Linked DNA regions of Homo sapiens: region 1 is linked to region 2. The links are chromatin contacts, found by Hi-C or POLR2A ChIA-PET in ENCODE. All regions are on one chromosome and are shown on one strand. Each heading gives the region's core, a stretch centred on a gene start or an enhancer-like site at or near the end of the contact. The rest is flanking DNA. Distances are from core to core; before and after follow the strand shown.

Region 1 (6,953 bases), core at 4,058-6,557, 73 kb before region 2:
ATTGCAATCTCTGCCTCCCGGGTTCAAGTGATTCTTGTGCCTCAGCCACCCTAGTAGCTGGCATCCAGCTAATTTTTGTATTTTCAGTAGAGAGGGGATTTTGCCATGTTGGCCAGGCTGTTCTCAAACTCCTGGCCTCAAGTGATCTGCCCGCCTCGGCCTCCCAAAGTGCTGGGATTACAGGCATGAGCCACCATGCCCAGCCCTCAGCCCATTTTTGATACCATATAAATATATACACACATACACACACATATATATGTATCCATATGCAAGAGTGTTGCTTTGTGTGTGGTAGTCATTTTAACTTTCAATATGCAAAGTTTTGCATTTTGTTTTCAAAATACAAAGTTTTGCATGCTACTTTATGATGTTTTACTTTTAGCCATTGCTGATTATGTAAAACTGCTCTATAGTATTCTAATATAGGAACATGCTACATTATTTTTCATCCATTCTTTTCTGATAGACAGGTAGGCTATATTTAATTTTCACTATCACAAATAAGGCCTCAGTGAACCTCCTGATAAATACCGCCTTGTGCACATGTATCAGGAGACTTTCTCCGGAAATACATCCAAAAGGAGAATTATGGAATCGAAGGGAATGTGCATTTTCGACTTGACTAGATCCTGCCAAATTGCTCTCCAAAATGGTTGTAGAATAACAATCACACCCCCACCAGCAGTGTTTGGGTTTTCCTGTTTCTCCACATCTTTGCCAAATTCTGATATTGTCAGACACTAAAGTTGTATCTCCAATTTGGGTTTCCATTTCCCTGACAACTTCTATGGCGGAGCTGCTTTTCATACAGTTAGGGGCCACTTGTGTTTCCTTTTCTGTGAACTGCTTATTCATATTATTGACCATGTTCCTACTTTTTTTCACTCTCTCTTTTTATCTTATTTCTTTTTAATGGCATACAAAATGAATTACACAGAAAACATTTTTGTCTGATTTCTCTGATTAATCTCACAATTAGATTATTTCCGTCTCTTACATGGAAAGCGATAAAAAGAAGGTGAGGGTGAAACAAGGACCTCCGGAGAAGCCACAGGGTTTGTTTTTGTTTTCTCAAGCAAAACAACCCTCACGGCATCGGCTTATCACTACCAAAGGTGATACTGGTTTTCTATTCTATTTAATAAAGAAGTCATGTACCAAGCTGGATCCAAGAGCAGGGAAAATATCCAGCTCTACTGTGTCTTATTTTCCAGATGAGAAAATTGAGACCAAGACCAAGTCTCCAGGATCACTGGAAGAAGGGGTTGGCAATTAGAACACAGAAAAGGTCTATCTGCTCATTAATTTTCTTCATTAATATGATCTTCATACCAAGATATGCAATAATTAACAACAAAGAAAAAAAAAACCCTAATATGATCTTCATATGGCTATCATTTGACGTCATTAGAACAAGTGCTGGTGATGATGGGCCGAGCAGGGGAGTTCGAGGGCTTCCCTAAAGGATTCAGATAATAAAAATTTAGGAACTACCGGCTTACAGCATAAAAATGATTAATAATCCTCTGTCTTCTTTTCCATGAAACTGAGGCTTACCCCGAGGCTTGTTTTAAAACAGCGTGGTTTTGCATTTTGCAATAAAGAAATAACCAAGTTAAAGGATCGGAACCTAACACTTTATAGCTAGAAAAGCCATGGGGAATTATCTGGATCAACTCTCCCACTTTCTGGACCTTGCAGCTTCAGCTGGAATAAATCTATGGTTCCCCCGATCCCGTCCACGTGTGGGGAACAGCTCTCAGGAGGCAAAGCTGTCAGACAAGAGAACCAGGGAGGCAATTTCCTTCAGGAGCCATTTGGAGCCAGGAGCTTCACTGAAACACTTAAAACAATCATTCAGGGATGTTTTTCCCCAGTGGTTTTTAAACTTTCATTTCACACACGAGGTTTCAGTAGATTTGTTTCATATCCTTGCCTAGATGGTAAGCAGCACTTGTGAGTAGAAAGGAAAAGCAATTGAGTTGGATCTTGGTTGCTATGGCAACATTGCTATTTTGATTACGACTGTTTACTGCGGCCAAGTCACATTAAATGTGAGCAGCTAATTAAGATGATGCTTCAAACGTCAACCTTACGCGTAAGAAAAATATAAGCACTTTAAAAATGACACCAGAGGGTTGCTTGATACATACATATTCAGCAGAGAGATAATTCCCCGTTTCCTGGGGAAGCAGAAACCTGATCCTTTTTCCTTCAAGAGGAGATTGTGGGCCTCCCACAATCTGTCCAAATCAACAAGTCAATATTTGGTAGTTCTTAGATTTAAAGAGAAACAGAACAAGATTTCTATCAAAACAGAGCCAGTTTCAGTGTTGACATTTGCAATAAGCCTTTCCCAGAGAAGGTAACATCTGTAATAGATGAGGAAAGTCTGGCGTTTTTCCATATGCCATAGAAGTTTTGTTAGATGTGGATTTTTGTAAACAGATTTCATTCCATATCAAGTCGACATTAAGTATATCTATGAAGTCAGAGAATGGATTGTAAACAAACACACTAGAATGTACTGATACAGCCGAGCACTTCCCCTTTAAAGTAATCACCCCAAGGGCCGAGCTCTTATTTGTAAAATGACATCGCTGAGAACCTGTTGGAGCCCCTTAGGAGTCATCTTCACTCCCTCTGGAAGCTTCTTATGAATGTCCTCATTGGTGACAAATCTCCATCCTCAGGGGACAGAATCTCCTTTTTAGAAACTGTTAAGAGGCATGAGGAGTGAAATCTGTAAATAATGTAGGTGATCAAGCAGGATAACATGGCCTGGGGTGAAAGGCAAGGTTTGTCTACAAAAGAAAATTGATTTTCTTATGTTACACATGCTGGTTCTCAAAGCAGTTTTCGCAAAGGTATTCTAACATCAGTTCTGTGCAATGCAGGCAACACAGTTTTACTTTCAAATATGTTACCTTGTAAGGTAGACTTAAGTTCTGGCCTTTGCAAAAGTTCATTGCCATAGATCAGAAATCTGGTTTTGTCCTAAGAGAAGAGATGTCTGTGAGCATGGACTTGGGAAGAAGCCTTGAGTTTGAGTCCTAGCAAGTCCTTTACTGGCTATGAGATCCTGGGCAAGTTACTTCACATCTCTGAATCTCCATGTCCTCATCTATAAGATGGGGTTAGTAACAGCTCCTACCTCATAGGGCTCTTGTAAGGATTAAATGATTTATTAGCAGGAAGCCCAGCACATGCTAAGTGCTCAATAAATAAAAGATACTTTATAATTAGTACCTTAGTAACAAGAATAGTACCCACAGCAGAGTTGTTAGAGTATTAAGGTACTTGTTCTTTAACGTCTGGGATTTTTCAAAGTGAATAGTGAATGCTTCTATTAATATATGTCTGGCTGGGCACGGTGGCTCATGCCTGTAAGCTCACCATTTTGGGAGGCCGAGGCAGGTGGATCACCTGAGGTCAGGAGTTTGAGACCAGCCTGGCCAACGTGGTGAAACCCCATCTCTACTAAAAATACAAAAAATATTAGCCAGGCATGGTGGCGTGCACCTGTAGTCCCAGCTACTCGGGAGGCTGAGGCACAAGAATCATTTGAACCCAGGAGGCGGAGGTTGCAGTGAACCGAGATCGCACTACTACACTCCAGCCTAGGCGACAGAGTGAGACTGTGTCTCAAAAAAAAAAAAATATATATATATATATATATATATATATATGTCTACTACACAGTGATAGATATTATATCAAAAGGAAACTCCAGACAAACAAGCATTTATTTGTAACTGTAACTGGAAGGAACATCAGCCTTACCAATAGCTACTGCCCCATCCTGGCATTAGAGTTGAAGGGATGAATCATAGTGAACATTACCCATCTCACAGCAGGAGGACTATGATTATACAGAGGTCCCTGGTGCACCCTCTGCAAAGTAAACATGATCCTAGTGTGGGCAGAAACAGCAGGTGCCTCAGTGTGTGGGAGTGTCAAACACAGAAGCCCAGGCTGGTAGAGCCCTCCAGCCATCCCCAAACACATCCCTCTAAGGGGGACCTGCACCAGGATGTGGGTGGGACTGAAATGACTCAACCTCCAGAGAGCCTGATGGTGGCAGTGGTTTTTGTAAGTTGATGACAGCTATTAATCAAGCAAAGAGCTTCAGGAAAAGTTTGAGTTAGTAAATACACTGAAGAAGAGAAACAGGCAGCATTAAAAATAAAACAAAAAATTGTGAAAATAGGCAGAGAAGATCTAGAGTTCACAGAATGACTGCTGGCTGAGTCAGAATCACAGCGCTGAATTAAACGGGCAAGACAAGAAGGAAACACCATGAGATCAGTTATAGGAGATCACTCTCAACACCCATGCCTCCCATTTACACTTGAATTTAAGGAGAGCAAAGCTTTGAGCCTTCTCTCCTGAAGCACATAACATTGGAGAACACAGAAAACTCAAAGAAACTGGAAAAAAGCCACAAAATCTAAAATTTGCGTGATACAACTTACGCAGAAAAGGAATATAGACAGAAGACAAGTGAAAACTGAGGCTAAGTGACAGAGAAAGATGGGTTTGGGATGCATTTGTGTTGGGAAATTTTCTAACATGAGTTATTAAGGGCTAGAAGTGAGGAATACATGGAATTGAATTTCCACCTTCGCGAGGATACCTCTAGTGTGGTCACAGAAATAGTTACTTATTTTTGACAAAAGAATATGGTAGACAAGATATTCTGAAAATCCTTCCTGTTACCAAACATCTAAAACTGTTGGATAAAATATTTTTGAAAAATCTTTTAAAATGTTTGACTGAGCTGGTAACAAAGCAAGGAAAGCCTGTACAGACCAAAAGCAAAATGAGAATAGAAGTTCTGAGAGGTCTGCAAACCCTGAGCTGGTGTCTAGACCTAGCATGTCAGCTTCAACGTCCACACAGGGTTCAGGACACAAAGCCTAGGGCCATGGCAAGGTGGGGGTGCTTAACAAGAAATCACCACATAAAGCTGAGAGCCCTGAAGTTACGCCACCAGAGAAAAAGTGAACTAGAGAACAAAATACGCCTTGTAAAAGGTTATAGTAAAACAAAACAAACAAAAACTTGTCTTGGCCTTGGCTCTGGGTAGAGAGAGAGAGAAAAAAAAGAAATATCTGCCCCAAGATTTAACCTGATAAAAGAAAATAAAAGGAAAAAAAAAAAAGAAAAAAACAATTGATCATGAGCCAGAACTCACATGTGTTTGTGCTCAAATTGAAACTATTTTTGTGGTCTAAAAACCTCTAAGCCAGCTATTTATTTTAATATGGTTCCAGACTGACATGCCCTCATATGTCTAGTGAAAGCAAGCGTAAACCTTAGAGGGATGTACTTTCAACCAAACACCAAAAGAAACCGTCCACACAGAGTTCCATTGAACATGAGCTCAAAATGCACAGGGAAAAAACAAATCTACCTTTACCGAGTGGGAGTAAGCAAAGTGAGCCAGCAAACAAGGCCCATGGTGGCTTCAGATATTGGCGTTAACACAATCAGGATATAAGGCAAATATGCTTAATATGTTAAAGAAATAAAATGGGAAGTTGAAAGTTTGAGTTAGGAACAAGAGACTACAAAAAATGAACAGGTAAATGAGAAAAATAAACAAAAAGCACAATGAGAAAATGTTAAATTACAGAAAAAGAAAAAATATAGTAATAGGTATTTATACCTCAGCAAATAGGTAAAACAAGACTAGAGTCCAGTGGAAAGATAATTAGAAAATAGAAATCAGAGTTGAAGATATTACTTACAATTTAGCATAGAGAGAGAGATAGAGAAAAAAATAAGAGATATGGAAGTCAAAGTGAGATGGTCCAACATGCATGTAATTGGAATTTCAGAAAGAGCTAACAGAGAGAACGAAGGAAAGGCAATGCACAATGAGACAACGAGTTAATGGGTGGGAATTTCTCAGAACTGATAAAGCACAAATCCTCAAATTTATTAATCACAATGTTCTGTAAACAAGAAGGCAATGAAACAAGACCTTCAAAGTTCCAAGAAAATAATTACCAACTTAGGGACGTGCAGGCAATGGTGAAGGAGTTAAGACATCAGTCTCTTAACTGGCCAGATCGACCAAAATAATAAATGTCATACCCAGATTGCCCTTATATCCAAAGCTCATTTTCTAAAAGTGCTTGAAATAGACAATATTCTTACCACTTAGGCTGATGTACAGAAATTTTATCTGAAGGTAGAGGAAGGAGCTACATACAATTTCAAGGTTTTCTATTCCTTTAGTGACACATCTATTTAATTCACCAAGGTAGTCCAGCTATCCTTGAAACAGTATTCCAATGCTAGACTCTGATCTCAAATCACACGTGATCATCTTAAAAGTATACAGTTCATCTCCACTCTATATTTTGTTTCTGAAAGTTTCATTCCATAATAAGCCAGTTATGCAAAATCATTCAACTTCAAAGTTGTTCTAGGTTGGTTTTATAAAAATTGTAAAGGCTATTAATGTTTTGTAGACAATGTTCTCTTTCTCCATAGTCAACTATTTCCATTTGCTTTTTAAGTAACTTTATCTTCCTAACTCAGCTCATGCGTGCTGCTCTAATAGCCTCTGCATTGCACTACTGAGTGTGCAGCCATTGGCCCACAGACAAAGATATCTATTCCAAACACTCTTTTGGAAAAAAGGGAAAATAATTATTTCTACTCTTTCATGATATTCACTCTTTGAAGAGATCATGAGAAAGAAGCTGTTTAAGCTTCAAGAAAGCAGTTAAATGTACTTTTAGTCAATAAATTATGCCAATCATAAGATAAACAGAGGCAGAAATTATGAGTCATGGAGTTATTACTGATAACATTTACTGCCTTATTAACATTTTAGAATTTTCTGTTATCTAAGGTTCTCCATAAATTTCATTTCACATATAAATGCATAAACCTAAAAAGGAATACAAATTTGAAGGATGCTATGAAGAAGAAAA
Region 2 (7,363 bases), core at 3,268-5,767:
ATCTAATTCTTGGTCAGTGATATGGTTTGGATTTGTGTCCCTGCCGAAATGTCATGTGGAATTGTCATCCCCAGTGTTGGAAGTGGGGCCTGGTGGGAGGTGATTGGTTCATGGGGCAGTTCCTCCTAATTGGTTTACAGCACCATCCCCTTGGTGCTGAGTTCCCATGAGATCTGGTTGTTTAAAAGTGTGTAGCACCTTCCCCCTCTCTTTCTTCCTCCTGCTTCAGCCATGTGAAGTGCCAGCTTCCCCTTTGCCTTCCGCCCTGATTGATGCCTAGCAGGTGCTTCTATGCTTCCCGTACAGCCTGCAGAACTGTGAGCCAATTAAACCTCTTTTCTCTATAAATTACCCAGTCTCAGGTATCTCTTTATAGCAGTGTGAGAATGAACTAACACAGTCAGGTACTAAATTAAACAGGAGACTTACTGATCCTGATTACTCTGTGTCCTGAAAATCAGCAGAGAATCCCAAACATATTTCTCCATAGAATTCTTGAAGGCAATGACAGTTACACATCCTACCTGTAGTCATCACTGAATTCATCATCATTAAAGCCTACATTTGCTTAGTACCCACAATGAGTTCTTTCTAAAAATATATATTTGGATTTGTTTTTTGTTGTTGTTTGTTTTTTGTTTTTTGTTTTGAGACAGAGTTTTGCTCTTTCGCTCAGACTGGAGTGAAGTGGCACGATCTCAGCTCACTGCAACCTCCACCTTCCGGGTTCAAGCGATTCTCCTGCTTCAGCCTCCCGAGTAGCTGGTATTACAGGCGCCCGCCACCACACCTGGCTAATTTTTGTATTTTTAGTAGAGACAGGGTTTCACCATGTTGGCCAGGCTGGTCTTGAACTCCTGACCTTAGGTGATCCACCCGCCTCGGCCTCCCAAAGTGTTAGGATTACAGGTGTGAGCTACCACACCCGGCCATTTGGATTTCTTAATATTAACGACAACAACATTGACTGAGCACCCATCGATGGCAGAAAAACCATGCTAAGTATCTTACAGGTTTACCTTAAGCTAAACCTGACTGGGTGGAGCAAGCATTCTGATCACCATTTTGTAGACGACTCTGGAGCTCAGAGGGGTTAAGGAACACGCCCCAAGTCACATAGCCAGCAAGTGGCAGAGCTGAACTTTAAATCCAGGTCTGTGTGATAAACCCAGGGGATTAACCAAAACTAACAAGAAATAAATGAATAAATAAATAAATCCAGGTCTGCGGGCCTCCAGACTCAGATCAGGTAATTAATATGAAAGAGAGGGCTTTACCACTAAAGACGGCCACTACCTACATCAGGGAATTATCATTAGTTTAAATAATAGATGTTTCGGCAATCTAGTCAGGAAACCTTGTAGAAAGGTTGTTACTTAAATCCACAGCATACTTCATACAAGGAATGCTAAAGTCTCTATTTTTATTACTCATCACACATAACAGGCCCACATTGCTATTTTCTGAAGTTTTAAAAGAACAAAACAAAAAAAAATTCCACTCTCTCTTTGTTGAACCAAATATTCCCCTGCTTCTGAATTCATTTTGAGGGAGATTAGAAAGAGACCTGAGATTAACAGCAACAATAACAAAAAGACATCCAGGAAACAGCTCCTTGTCATTGCTGTGCCAGGTAAGCTGTCCTTTGAAGTTCCTCCTGAAAGCTTTGCTTAGGTAAGATGTTTTTCTGCCTAAGACAATGAAGCATTCTCAGAGATCTGCTATTGGAAGAGAGAGAAACAAACTATCACACACCCGTATTGCTGCTAGTTGTTTTTAAGTTAGTTTGTTTTAAACTCTGCTTATTACCTGGATCCACATCAGAAGAATAAGGAAAAGAATGGAATTCCAAAGAACTGAAAGCCTCGCTGTTGGCTTCTTGGCTGGGTCCCTGCAGGACGTAATCTCTTATGTCACACGCTGATGGCAGGTCCAAAGCACTGCTCTCCTCTGACAGGCTGCCTGAAGTGGCGTCCCTGGCTGCCATAGTCCTGCCATGGAAAAAAGAAAACAATTCAGTACAAAAGGCACCACATAGCAGGATCCTTCATTGGAGACAGAGCTTGAAGAATTTTATTTGTTTTTTATTTTTATTTTTATTTTTGTAGAGATCAGGTCTCACTAAGTTGCCCAGGCTGGTCTTGAACTCCTGGGCTCAAGCAATCCTCCCACCTCAGCCTCCCAAAGTGATGGGATTATAGGTGTGAGCCACCATACCCACCCAAAAAATTTTAAAGGTCAAACAACAGTGAAATCAGAATGATTTACAGTAGTCCCCCCTTATGTGCGATTTTGCTCTCTGCAGTTTCAGTTGATCTCACCCAACTGTGGTTCAAAAATATTACATGGAAAACTCCAGAAATAAACAATTCATAAATTTCAAATTGTGCACCATTCTGAGTATTGTAATGAAATCTCATGCTGTCCCACTCCATCCCACCTGGGACATTAATTACCCCTGTCCAGCGTATCTGAACTGTACATGCTACCTGCCCCTTAGTCATTCAGTAGCCTTTTCAGTTACCAGATGGACTGTTGTGGTATCACAGTGCTTGTGTTCAAGTAACCCTTATTTTACTTATTAATGGCCCCAAAACACAAGAGTAGTGATGCCAGCAAGTCAGATATGCCAAAGATAGGCCACAAAATACTTTCTTTAGGCAAAAAGGTAAAAGTTGGCCAGGCACACTGGCTCATACCTGTAATCCCAGCACTTTGGGAGGCTGAGGTGGGTGGATCACCTGAGGTCAGGAGTTCAAGACCAGCCTGGCCAACATGGTGAAACCCTGTCTCTACTACAAATACAAAAATTTAGCCAGGCTTGGTGGTGGGTGCCTGTAATCCCAGCTACTTGGGAGTCAGAGGCAAGAGAATCCCTTGAACTTGCGAAGCGGAGGTTGCAGTGAGCGGAGACCGTGCTATTGCACTCCAGCCTGGGCAACAAGAGCAAACCTCCATCTCAAAAAAAAAAAAAAAAAAAAAAAAAAAAGGTAAAAGTTCTCAACTCAATAAGCAAAGAAAAAAATCATATGCCTAGGCTACTAAGATCTACTGTAACAATGAATCTTCTATCCGTGAAATTGTGAAGAAGGAAAAAGAAATTCATGTTAGTCTTGCTGACACACCTCAAACTGCAAAAGTTATAGCCACACGGAGGTTGTAGTGAGCCGAGATTGCACCACTGCACTCCAGCCTGGGCTACAGAGCAAGACTCTGTCTCAAAAAAAAAAAAAAGTTATGGAGTTATGGCCACAGTACATAAGTGCTTAGTTAAGATGAAAAAGGCCTTACATTTGTGCGTGGAAGATATGAACAGAAAGGTGTTCTGATAGCAGTGTGTTGTACCAGAAAGCACAGAACCTACACAAAGACATCAGCAAGGATCCCCTGAAACAAGTGACACCAAGCCATTTACTGCAAGTAAGGGACAGTTACACAGATTCAAGAATAGGTTTGGGCTGAAAAGCATAAAAATTACTAAAAAGGTTGCATTTGCCAGTGAAGAAGCTGCTGCAACATTTTTAGCAGACTTGAAGAAGTAGATTAAGGAGAAAAGATACCATACACAGCAAGTCTTCAATTGCAATAAAACTGGCCTCTTCTGGAAGAAGATGACCAATAGAACCTACATTCATAAAAGTGCAAAGGAAGCACCAGGGCATAAAGCATGAAAAGACTGGAAAGTACCAGATTAACTCTGGTACTCTGTGGCAACGCTGCAGGGCATATGATAAAGCTAAGCATAGTGTACAGAGCAAAGAACCCATGTGCTCTCAAAAGCAAAACCAAAAATTATTTATGCTTGTGTTCTAGCCATATAATCAGAAAGTATGGGTGACAGCTGTCTTGTTTATAGAGTGGTTCCACCAATGTATCAATGGTTCCCAGAAGTGAAAAAATATTTGAAAGAGGAAGGGCTGGAATTTAAGGACCTATTAATAATAGATAATGTACCTAACCATCCTGAATCTGTTTGCCATGAAAATGAAAATGCTGAGGTTGTATTTTTACCTGCAAATACAACCTTTTGCTTCAGCCGCTTGACTAGGACATCATTCATTTTCTCAAGGCCACATACATCTGCCTGGTATTTGATCACATTCAACAGCAATGGATGCAGACCCTAAACTGGAAATAATGTAGTGCTGGAAATCATTCACTATTGCTGATGCAATAGCACTCATCAAGTTGCAATGGATGAATTAAACCACAAACCAAATGCCTGCTGGAAGGACTGATGGAGTGGAAGTTGTGAATGATTTTAAAGGCTTGCCTGAAATTGATAGATGAATTAGGAAAATCATCCATGCAACAAGACAAGTTGATGGAGAAGGATTTGCTGATATGCTTGATGAAATAGAAGGACATACTGAAGGCCTTTGAGAAGTGTTAGCAAATGAGGAACTGGAAGAACTTTCATGTCCTCCACAGAGGAAGAGGAAGATGAAGAAAAAACTAAACCAGAACCAGCCATGTGGACATTACTAAAATTTGCTGAAGTGTTTCAAACTGCACTGACATTAAAGCACAAAATTATGGCATATGATCCTCAGATGGAATGCAGCTTAAAATCGCCTACAACTTCGCAGCAACACTTTTGAGTTAGAGAAAGGCAACAACCTCTGATTAGAATGTTCTTCCAAAAGTTTTCATCAAAAAACACTATCAAGGATCCCCAAGCATTGAGATCTTCATGGCTCAATGATCCAGTATTGCCTGAAGCAGAGGATCCTCCTTCTGATGTAACCTCAGAAAGTCAATAGTAGCCGAACACTAACAGTGCCTGCGCCATTCACCTCTCTTCATCTCATCACATAGGTAATTCCTTTTTTTTTTTTTTTTTTTTTTGAGAAGGAGTTTCACTCTTGTTGCCCAGGCTGGAGTGCAATGGCACAATCTCGGCTCACTGCAACCTCCGCCTCCTGGGTTCAAGCGATTCTCCTGCCTCAGCCTCCCAAGCAGCTGGGATTACAGGCATGTGCCACCACACCTGGCTAATTTTTGTATTTTTAGTAGAGACGGAGTTTTGCCATGTTGGCCAGGCTGGTCTCGAACCCCTGACCTCAGATGATCCACCCGTCTCAGCCTCCCAAAGTGCTGGGATTACAGGTGTGAGCCACAGTGCTCAGCCACGTAGGCATTTCATCATCTCACATCACCACAAAAAGAAGGGTGACTATAGTACAATAAGATATTTTGAGAGAGAGACCACATTCACATAACTTATATTACAGTATATTTTAATAACTGTTCTATTATTAGTTTTGTTGTTCATCTCCTACTGTGCCTAATTTATAAATTAACCTTTATCATAGGTATGTATATATGCATAGGAAAAAACGTAGTACATATTGGGTTCAGTACCATCTGCCATTTCGGGTATCCCCTGGGGGGTCCGTAGTCCACCTCAAGGGTAAGGCAGGACTGCTGTACTTTCCCCTGCTATTGATGGTCTTTAACTCAGTATTTGTTTACCCTGTTTTCTTCATCATGAGAAAGAATTGCTCTCAGCAGAGAAGAAACATTAATAATTTCAGCTGGAAAATAAACTGCATGTCAGAAAAGGGAATGGTTCAATCAGAGAGCACTCTCTCAATGAAATACCACACAGCACCATAACTCAAGGCCTACAAGAATATTTGATAAGGCTGGGTGCAGTGGCTCACGCCTGTAATTCCAGCACTTTGCGGGGCCGAGGCAGAAGCATCTCTTGAGCCCAGGAGTTGAAGACCAGCCTGGGCAACATAGCAAGACCCAATTTTTACAAAAAATTTTAAAAATTAGCCAAGTATGGTGGCATGTGCCTATAGTCCCAGCTACTCAGGAGGCAGAGTTGGGAGGATCACTTGAGCCTGGGAGGTCAAGGCTGCAGTGAGCTGTGATTGTGCCAATGCACTCCAGCCCAAACGAGAGTGAGACCTGTGTCTTACCAAAAAAAAAAAAAAAAACAATTACATGAGAAGAACTGTCCATGATACGTTAAATGTGGTGAGCATAGCCGCCTTCCAAGCAGTTGACCTGGGCTTGATTCCCAGCCAATGTGCCCACGTGCATACACACACATGATATATTCAATGTAAAAAGGTTCTAAAACATTAAGTAGGGTTTGATCCAGATTATATAAAATAAAATGCCATGTGTAAGATGTATGTGTAAGAAATATAGATAGATAAAGCTAGGAGGAAAAATGTCTAGAAGGGTATATCCAGTGAATTAATTTCACTAGTTATCTGGGTAATATGATTACAGGTGATTTGCATTTTCCTCTACGGACCAAACATGCAGTCAGTCAATTATTTAATGTGACAGGCCTGGTGCCAGGCACTGGGAACACAAAGGTGAATGTCACAGACCCTTCCCTCCTAGTTTGGAGTGACCCAAACACAGACACATACCTTGTTAACACAGTGAGTCAAGACAGAAGAGCCCAGAAGGGGCAGGAGGCTTTCTGGAAGAGGTTCTCCCCAAGCGTGGGGCAGGCCAGCCATGGCTAGGGGAAAGTGTGCACTCAGGAAGAACCAGCTCGGACAAGCACAGTGCCACAGCGTATCAGGGGTTTAAAGTGAGTGTCAAGAATTGGCTGGGCGTTGTGGCTCAAGTGCTGTAATCCCAGCACTTTGGGAGGCCAAGGCGGGTGGATCACCTGAGGTCAGCAGTTTCAGACCAGTCTGGCCAACATGGTGAAACCTCTTCTCTACTAAAACTATAAAATTAGCTGGGCATGGTGGCACACACCTGTAATCCCAGCTACTTGGGAGGTTGAGGCCCAAGAATTGCTTGAACCCGGGAGGCAGAGGTCGCAGTGAGCCGAGATCACACCACTGCACTCCAGCCTGGGTGAAAAAGCAAGACTCTGTCTCAAAAAAAAAAAAAAAAAGAATTCGTCACTCAGTGAGTAAACGGGAAAGGACAAACTCTGTGGTCTCAGCTGGATGGCTACAGAGCCCTTCTCCTCCTGTAGCCAGCTCTGGGAAGGCCTGGCTGCTATCAGCAACTTGGATACAAAGACTCTTTAATTAAGCTCTGGAAACCTCCAAGGTGGCTTAGTGGATTCAGCATTTGGACATTACACTAGGTGTTCCCTACCCCTCCATTACTCTCTGACTCATAAGTTGCTGTCATCAATAACTCTTATGATAGCTGGCACCAGGTGTCATGAGTGCCATGGGCACATGCAGAGCAGTTATCAGGTCAGATCTGCAGATTTGACAGCTGGGTAGCAGGTGGACTTGTCGCACTTAAGCCTGGTGGCAGGCAATCTCATGAACAAGAATTCATTCGCCTGCAGTGGTCCGGGTGGGAAAGGAAGAGCACATGAATGAGGTCAGGGACCCACGGGTCAAGAATAGATTCAGAGAGATTA

What was found. A loop is a pair of places that touch in the nucleus more often than their neighbours do. ChIA-PET counts read pairs that join two places held with the same protein, here RNA polymerase II (POLR2A). Pooled maps may share reads with other maps.
Region 1: a loop to region 2 is called in a pooled map, with 5 times the contacts of the local background. The contact joins two enhancer-like sites. A Hi-C loop is called at or near these places in 1 of 168 maps with a recorded cell type or tissue (CD4-positive, alpha-beta memory T cell), 1 of 37 single-sample maps with no recorded cell type and 7 of 50 pooled maps. POLR2A ChIA-PET finds 5 or more read pairs at or near these places in 4 of 52 experiments (CD4-positive, alpha-beta T cell, HepG2, IMR-90 and 1 more).

The regions. Positions count from the first base shown.
Region 1 is chr20:5,841,510-5,848,462 of GRCh38, reverse strand. The region is part of intron 2 of SHLD1 (shieldin complex subunit 1); the gene reads right to left. Among named protein-coding and RNA genes, the nearest start is that of CHGB, 67 kb to the left of the region's middle. RefSeq lists an enhancer at 4,077-4,146. Within about 2 kb of position 5,307, at least 4 of the 41 ENCODE cell types and tissues checked have a DNase peak (open chromatin) inside an H3K27ac peak, as active enhancers do.
Region 2 is chr20:5,767,490-5,774,852 of GRCh38, reverse strand. SHLD1 (shieldin complex subunit 1) reads right to left here. Exons shown (of 3, transcript NM_152504.4): 2 at 1,810-1,991. The coding sequence starts at 1,987. Among named protein-coding and RNA genes, the nearest start is that of SHLD1, 21 kb to the right of the region's middle. Within about 2 kb of position 4,517, at least 4 of the 41 ENCODE cell types and tissues checked have a DNase peak (open chromatin) inside an H3K27ac peak, as active enhancers do.